Linked DNA regions of Mus musculus: region 1 is linked to region 2. The links are chromatin contacts, found by Hi-C or POLR2A ChIA-PET in ENCODE. All regions are on one chromosome and are shown on one strand. The core of a region is the stretch at or near the end of the contact, and the rest is flanking DNA. Distances in the headings are between cores, read along the strand shown. Region 1 overlaps Igf1r (insulin-like growth factor I receptor). Region 2 overlaps Igf1r (insulin-like growth factor I receptor).

Region 1 (3,869 bases), core at 1,306-3,805, 150 kb before region 2:
TTTTTAAACCGGATGCCCTCTGAGAGGCCCCCGCTTACACGTGCCTCCATCTCCCACTTTAGGAAAGATAAAACTGCTTATTTTGAGCTCTGCAGGAGCTACCTGAGGACATTATACTCTGGAGGAATTGTAACTTGAAAACCCAGTTCCACATAACTCCCTGTCTTGGTGACTGTGGTCTTATCGGACCTCTGGAATCAGGTCAGAAGTGGCTCATCTGGAACCTCCCCCAGGGTTCCGTTCTGTGGAGCCGACAGCAGCACCGGTGGGCTGCACAGGTTGCAGCCGCGCCAGGCCCCCACAGCTGCTCCTTCAGAGCCGGTGAAACCATGAGTCTTTCTCCTCAGCACATCCAGAAGGCTGGGGAGGCTGCTGCTAATTGTTTATAAGCATTAACTGTTTACCAGTCATACTTGCTATTTTGAATCTGACCCTGCTATTATGTTGTTTGTTTCTGTTCACAGCTGAGCCTTAAGATGGGTAGGTTTTTGTGGTGAGTCACTCCCGTGATGGTAAAACCAGTATCGATCAAGCTACTCTGCTAATCCTGGGAGCCGTCTAGAGAGATGAAACAGTCTGAAGGACCCCTTCACCTGGGACCCCCACACCCCACACCCAACCCCCAACCCCAGAGTCTCTGTATTCAGGTCAGGAGAACATGGGCTGTCTGCAGCTCTGAATCCTCCAAGGGGCCCACGCTTCTTAGAAGCCATGCTCCATTAGAGGAAGGGGAGACAAGCCCCTGAGAGAATTTCTCAGACTCCATCCAGATTACCTGCTGGTGTTCTCAGGAGCCATGCACGTTTGTGGAGAGTCAGGGACTGTGTGAAGTCCTGGGATGTTGAAGGTTGGTTAGAGTTGCCTGAGGGCAGCTGTGCTGGTTGCTGTGAATTCCTTGAAGCTGTACGGTGAAGTATTGAGTGTCAGAGCTAAGCTGGAAGTGGTGAGGAAAGACCATAGTGATTGGATTCTTCTTTCTATATCCTGGGAATACAGGGCCACCAGCTCACACCCTCCACACTGAAGTCCCCTGGGCAGATTTATTACCATGTCACCATTAATGTGTGCCAGCTTTGGAGTCCTGAGGAGAAAAGTCCCCAAGGGCCCAGAGGGATGTTCTGATTTGTCTGTGGTACCTGTGGAAGAGCCTAGATATCGCTGGATTCACTGTCAGTGGGCAGTAGAATTGAGCCGATTGATGTTGCTTTTTCAAAGAGTAGGGGGCAGCTCACAGGCCCCTTGAAATGCTTGGGCAGAGCTAAATTCCATTTGGTAGGGATTGGAGAGGGGTGGATCAGCGTTCAGGAGCCTGTGGAAGGATATACACCGTGTAAGATACAGCCACGCCTTGCTACTTGCTTGCCTCGAAGAGGTCTCGTATTAACCAGTTAGGAATCTGAACAGACACACTTGGTGTTGCTGACAGTGGAAACCAAGGAAGAGATCATTGTGTCACCCAAATTCTGATGTCCCCATGGAGGATCAGGCCTGACTAGGCTTGAGGTCGGGACTTGATGTGTGATGGGGCTCAGAACAAGGTAGAAGTATATTGAGGAATGAGGCCAGGCTATGGAGAGCCCATTGTTTCTTTAGAGCAAAGGAATTCTTTGTGTCTTTTTAAAGAAACACTCATGGCTCCTGTTGTTTGACTAGGACTTTAAGCTTTTTGAGGGTAGGGTGGATTATAGAGAAAATAGGAGAAGACTGTCTCCGAGAAGCTGGAGGACCTCTATGGCTTACTTCAGTGGGCCTTGCAAAGGCTGCTCTTCATTGCTCTTGGGCTTGAGTGCGCTGCTTGGGGGACAGGTTGACTCAGGATGCCAGGCAAAGGGCCATTCAGTGACTTTACATAACTCTTTCTGCTTCCCTCCTAGGTCAGCATTCACTTTTTTAAAGCTTGTCCTCTAACATTGCCTGCTCATCTAGTTGTGTGTTTGATCCGTAAGGAAAGCAATTGGGATTGTGCTATAAATTACAGTACCTTCCCAGTGCTAGAGGACTCCTGACTCCTCCACATCCTACCCAGGGATGATGAAGGTTCCTGCTGGAGTTTTTGTCACATCAGGAAGGTGCTCTGTTCCCCTACAGCATAGCAGACCTAACCACAGTAGTGTCTGCTCCTGGGTGGAGTTCATGAGTGTCTCTCCTGGATACTGGTATAGTCTTTTGGTAAAGTGAGTCGGGCAGGTGGGCTGGTCTAAGAGCCCTGGCCCAGGTGTGAGCATTCCCCCATGTTGTCTCTCTCAGGCCTTTGCAAAGCCTTTTGCTGTATTTGGCCAGGAGTAGTGTCTCCCTGGGAACAAATGAAAGTTGTTTACAGGCAGAGTAGGGGACATTTGGAGATGTAAAGTGCCTAGCGTCCTCATTGCATTCCAGGTTCAACTTTGGGGAGGCGTGACAAAGCTGAAGTGCGAGGCAGCAGACTGTGTGTGTAGAAAGCTCTCAGCCCCTCTTAACAGATCAGGAAACAAAACCCTGTTTGTAGAGGGCAAGTTCCAGTTGAGCGTTTAATTATGGGGGTGACATTTGTGGCACTAGAGAGAGACTGGGGCTTCCTGGCCGCCTCATTTTTTTTCTGGCCCGGGTTCCCTCGAGTCTCCACTCGTTTTAAGATTTGAAAAACTAACGTAGGATGCCTAAGATTTTTTAAATTCCTGGCTTTGGAGACCTGACTACAGAAAAGAGCCAGGGTTTTCTGGCTGGCCATTTGAGGCTCTGCAGTTTCTCACTTCCTGCTTCATAGCCTCCAGGGTTTGTAATGCCTGCAGGCTTCCCCCTTCCAGTTTAAAAGCAGCCATTGACAGAAAAATAAATAGAAAAATCTCTCTCCAGAAATTCTACTTCCTGTTGTTGTCACTGCGCTCTGACAAATAGCTTGGCCAGTTCAGGCTCTCGTTGGGGCTTTTTCAAAGGGATTCTTGGACTCTTTCTGCTTGGATAGACTGTAAGGAGGTGATAAGTTAAAAGAACCGCGGCTTAATCAGCAGAGTGCAGAGGCTGCAGTTTAGGGTCTGTTTTGGCTTTTGGAGCTTGTGAATGTGATACAAGTAGCAGCCATCTGCACAGTTGGGGCAAACTAAGCACCAGTCGCTTCCTCCGTAATGTTTCAGTGTTAATTTTTAAAAGGTATATTTAGACACAAATGACCTTTTGTGACACCATGGAGGGATTGGGAATACTTATGGTACAATAAGGAAGAAGGATCCAAAGAAATCCAGCCAGTATCTGAATAGCAGACTTGATGGATATTACCCCCCCCCCCCTGCAGTGGACCTGAGAGTTCAGATGTGTCCTTGCTGTAGAGTTTATTTACCTAGTTTGAAGATTCTGGGCTCCTGTGTGCTAATTTGAGAAAGATGGAGTTTTACGGGTGATGTATTGCTCCTCCAAGTGCGTGCCTATGAATCATTTTGTCTGTGGTGAGTGGACACCCCCTACCCCCATACAGGAGCCTAAGCAGTTGAAGCAGTGTATCTTGTATGCTTGGTCAGAGACAGTATTTCTGGGTGGTTTCCTAGTGCCCGGTGTCTACTCCATAGCAGAGTAAATTGGTTTTGGAGACTTGGTTGTTAGCTTGTTGTGAAGAGCCTTTAGCATCCTTCCCTGAGGTTACTGTGGGGTCCTCCTAGAACACACCTGTTTTTATAGTGTATGATTAATTGATACGGTGCATCGGTTGTGTTGTATGTATCGTTATATGATTAATTGATAAACTGCTCTGCATACACGTTTGTAAATATGTGTGAGATGCTGTGTCATTAAATACCATGGCTAATTGCAGTACTGCTGCTATATTGACTATACTGTGCGTGTCATTATAATACGTGGTTAATTAACCCACTGGCCAGACAGCCATGTTCTGGAGGGAT
Region 2 (4,273 bases), core at 1,458-3,957:
GTGCTTTGATTACCACCCATTATCTTCTGTTTGTCCCTTCTTTCCCTTCTGTATCATTTCCTCCCTCTGTACAAAGCCTCCCTTTTATTTTCATTAAAAAAAAAAAATACACAGATGAGATAGGCTTTGGTCTGGCCAGCGTCACTTCAGATGATTGTCCACTCCTTAACTTCCCGCCGATAGTTTGGTTTTATCCTTGACATCTGACACAGCTGTGCGTGTGCATCACATTTCCTTCATCTTTTCCTGGTCCCATTGCTTGGCTGATGTGGATAGTAACGTGGATGTGTCGTGTGCTGACTTAGCATCACATCTGTACATCCCGAAGTGAGGTAGTAGCACATTTTTGGCCATATAGGCTTCCATAGTATCTAAACTACTTCATTTTTATTTCCACCAACAATGTGTACAGGCACATTTCCCCCTGCATCCTTGCCAGTGTTTGTTGATGGTTGTCTTAATGTGCTCCATTGTGAATGGGGTGAGATTTGAATCTCGGTGTGGTTTACATTTGCATTTCCCTGGTGGCTAAGGGTGTTGAGCATTTCTCATGTATGTATTGGTCTTTTGTGCTTCTTTTGAAAACTGCCCATTTGATTAATTTGCCCATTTATTGGTTTGATTATTTGTTCTTTTGACATTTAAATTTTGTTCTTTATATATTCAGTATATTAATCCCTTGTCAGATGAAAAGCTAACAGATTGTCTCTTCACTGTCTCCTTTGCTGTTCAGCTTTTTAATTTGAAATCCTATTTGTTAGTAGAGAAGACATACCGTTTGTAAACATAGACAGATCTAGAATACATTAAGCAACAAAGAAAAAAAAATAGCCCACTTACTGAAAGCCAATTGAGTGTTCTGTGTTATAGTTTTTATATATGTAATATATGTGTGGTGTTATTATTTATGGTGTTTGATAGGGTCTGTAATCACCGAAAAGTCAAGCTTCAGGCATGCCTGCCAAGGGCCGTGTTAACTTAAAGACGGGAAGACCAAGACTTAGGCAGCACCAGCCCCTGTCCTGGGAACCAGTTCTCTCTGCTTCTTGACTGAGGATGCAGTGTGGTAATGAGCATCCTGAAGCTCAGGCCATCATGTTTGCCTCACCGTGATGGGCTTTGAGCCAGAATACAGACTCCCAGCTTTACATTGCTTTAGTTGGCTATTTGTTCCCAGCTAATATACTGTATATTTTGTTAGTTTTGATTTTAAACCGTGCATTTGCCTGTACCAGAACAAATTCTATTCACAAACAAGTATCTGTAATCTTAAGGTGAAATCTGGTACCACTCTTTATCTACAGGTTTACTCTTTTCCACCATTAAAGGCTTAGAAAGATGGAGGGTTGATGACAGATGTCACATGAGGGCGTAAGCAGAGACTGAGCCCCAGCTGTGGAACCCCACAATTCTTAGAACACTGGATATGGCTGTATGGCGGACAGACTAAACTGTGAGCAAGTCAGTGACTGGTCAGATAGAAAAGGAGATGACAGTTCAGTGTCATGGTGGAAAGGAATCGGGGATGTGCAGAGTTGATAGCATAAGAGCCAGGAGGAGATCTCTGATTGAGATGGAGGGGGGAGTAAGAATCCACCTCAGAGACAGAGGCCTTCAGACAGAAAGCAGGGGGAGACCATCACAGCCACAAACGGAGCATGGCGCTGCTTCACCCCTACAGATGGCAATGGGTTGGTTATGCAGATGTACAGGTGATACCACTTCTGAAATTTTGCCTCTCCGCTCTTCCTTTACCAACAAACCATGCTAGTTCTAGTTTTGTAGCTAATTCTGGCCAGAGAAGTAAGAACGGAAAGAGACCTCTCTGCTCTTGGTACACAGTGTAGTTGGTGGGAGGTTGTGAAAGGTATGCCAAGAGAGGAAGTGATTTTAGGCAGAGTGGAAATTTGCCAAGTAGAGAAAACAGAGTTGTTGACCCAGCAGAGAAAACACATTAATTGCACGTGTGTAAGGAAAGATTTTCAGGGGTAGGCATACTCAGGATGCTAGGGAAGAATCCTAGAAATATTTGGCAAGTTTGCAGCGGGCACTTTAGTAGAAGCCCATCTCCACTGAAGACCCAAATCTGAAGATAATACCATTCCAGGCCTCAGGAAGTTCAGGGTCTTAACGTAGGAGTGGAGTCTAAATACAGCATTAAAGCCCTATCAGAGACTTAGTGCTAAGAAAACAAATTTCAGTCTTCTGCAAGAAGTGGGGTAGCTGGGCCAGGGAGAACGGTGGAGAACAGTGGCCTCTCCTGGGCAGGCAGAGGTAAAGTCTAGAAAGCATAAAAACCAACGTTGAGTAAAATGATGTGTGTGGTCTGGGCAGGGACCTGGGAACAGAACAAAGTGTCCAGAGGGAGGGTGCCTACAATGAAAGTAGCTACTGGTTTGGGGTCTGATGCCAGGCTGCAAGGACCAAGGAAAGCCTAAATCCATGTTTTATACAGCAAAGGTGACTTGGGGTGAACATTTACTGGGGTTGCTTGTGGCAGGCTCCATAGGAGATAGCAGAGGTGAGGGACTAGAATGGCAAAGGAGAATGCCAGGTGGCCAGTTTGCACTGTTATCTCCTATAAAGTACCCGTTATCGATATATCGTGATACCGATATATCTTGATTGTGAAAAGTGACAACGTGGTCTCTGTATATTCAACAAGCATTGAAGTGGAGAGAGCCGGCTTGGCTGGCCTCCTGGTCCCCTTTTACATTGAGGAGGCTTGCTCAGGATAGCGACTTGTGAGCATGTTTATGTGCGGGGTGAGCAGAGCCCCCCATCCTAAGAGCAGATGGTTTCCTCCGCCTGGGGTCCTGTAAGGATGGTGAAGCTGGAGTGAGGGAATGGGAGATTCAAGTGAGACTGCCAGAAATACTATGGGCAAGGCAAGTTAACCGCTTATTTCTTATCAAGTGGTCCCAACGCCGTCATGTGTTGTTTCTTTTTGTGTATGTTCTCCATCCCAGCTGCTCCCAATAGGCTCAGAGCTCCTAAAACTTGCTATCAAAAGATGTAGCTGTGTGTCTGGTGCACCAGCATGCCATTAATGGCGTATTGTATAGTGCAACAATTTTAGTGTGTGATTTAAAGCAACTTTCGTAAAAGACAATTTTAAATTTTTATTCGACGGTGAGGAAGGGGCTTCTGGACAAAAGCGACTAAATCGGTTATCATTCCATTGGAGACTTCGTCAGCCATACAAGAAGTGAAAATGATGGAAACAAAACCTTTGAGGTTCTGCACAAAACAAAAAAACGATGTGTGGCTTAAAGTCAGCAGTTCTGGCTCGGGGGGGGGGGGGGGGGGGCTCCAAACGACGCCTCCAGGTGCTGACTTTTGGGGCCACCCCCTTCCTGCCCTCCCCGCTGTGGCAGCCAGGATTCCTTTTGTCTCGGGTGCTTCCCCACCCCGCCCTGCCAGCCAGAGGGAGCTGGCACCGGGCGCCCTCCCCACCGCCCCTGGACCAAGGTTGTTTACTACTTTCTACTCGGAATAACACGCCAATCACCAGGGCCCGCCCTCTCTCTCAGCCAATCAGTTTGTTGGGAAATTCCACCTTTCCTAAGGGCCCAACCAGCGATTGGCTGCAGGACTTGTCAGTCAAGCTGGCATCCCGCAAGGATGCAGCTGGAGTATTAGGGACGCGATCACCAGAGCCGAGGAGGAGTAACCTTCCCATAAACAAGATGGGGGGCCCCCCAAGAAAGCACGGATTGGGGTGGGGAGCTGAAGCTCAGCCCAACCCCGGGGCCCCACCGGAGTGAAGAGGGCCGAGCGCAGAGCCGGGGAATCCCTCCCTCCGCCTCCCGCCCTTGCTGCAGTTGTAAACACGCTTCCCTCCATGTCTGTTTTTCTTTCTCTAACCGTGGCCATTACAGGCTGCTGTTTACAAAAATCCTGCAGGGCAGTGCTGTTCTCTAGGATCCTGTCCTCCATTCACCTTGCCTCAGGACCCCTTTTCAGGCTTTTTTTTTTTTTTTTTTTAATTTTCTCCCCGCTGCTAGGCACAAACTGAAGGAAGCTATTGGGTCGTGCAAGCTTGTTTTCCTTTTATTGCAGCACGCAAAGCAAGTCACGCTGTAGCAGCAGCACCATTTCCCAGGAGAACAGGCTGGCTGGCCATTAAGAGCACCGCGCAGCCTAAACAGGCGTAGCTCTAGAAGGACTGGCTGGGTTTTTGTTGTTGTTATTATTATTACTGGTCTGAGTCAAGCTGGATGCTATTTTGATTCTGCATTTTCTTCCAAAATTCGTCTTGAAATCTATCCCC

What was found. A loop is a pair of places that touch in the nucleus more often than their neighbours do. ChIA-PET counts read pairs that join two places held with the same protein, here RNA polymerase II (POLR2A).
Region 1: a loop to region 2 is called in a map of left cerebral cortex, with 3 times the contacts of the local background. The contact joins two enhancer-like sites. A Hi-C loop is called at or near these places in 4 of 37 maps with a recorded cell type or tissue (T-helper 17 cell, left cerebral cortex and mouse trophoblast stem cell). POLR2A ChIA-PET finds 5 or more read pairs at or near these places in 2 of 5 experiments (Patski and embryonic stem cell).

The regions. Positions count from the first base shown.
Region 1 is chr7:67,970,861-67,974,729 of GRCm38, forward strand. All of the region lies in intron 1 of Igf1r (insulin-like growth factor I receptor), which reads left to right. Among named protein-coding and RNA genes, the nearest start is that of Igf1r, 21 kb to the left of the region's middle. Within about 2 kb of position 2,556, at least 1 of the 3 ENCODE cell types and tissues checked has a DNase peak (open chromatin) inside an H3K27ac peak, as active enhancers do.
Region 2 is chr7:68,125,629-68,129,901 of GRCm38, forward strand. All of the region lies in intron 2 of Igf1r (insulin-like growth factor I receptor), which reads left to right. Among named protein-coding and RNA genes, the nearest start is that of Gm51488, 9.4 kb to the right of the region's middle. Within about 2 kb of position 2,708, at least 1 of the 3 ENCODE cell types and tissues checked has a DNase peak (open chromatin) inside an H3K27ac peak, as active enhancers do.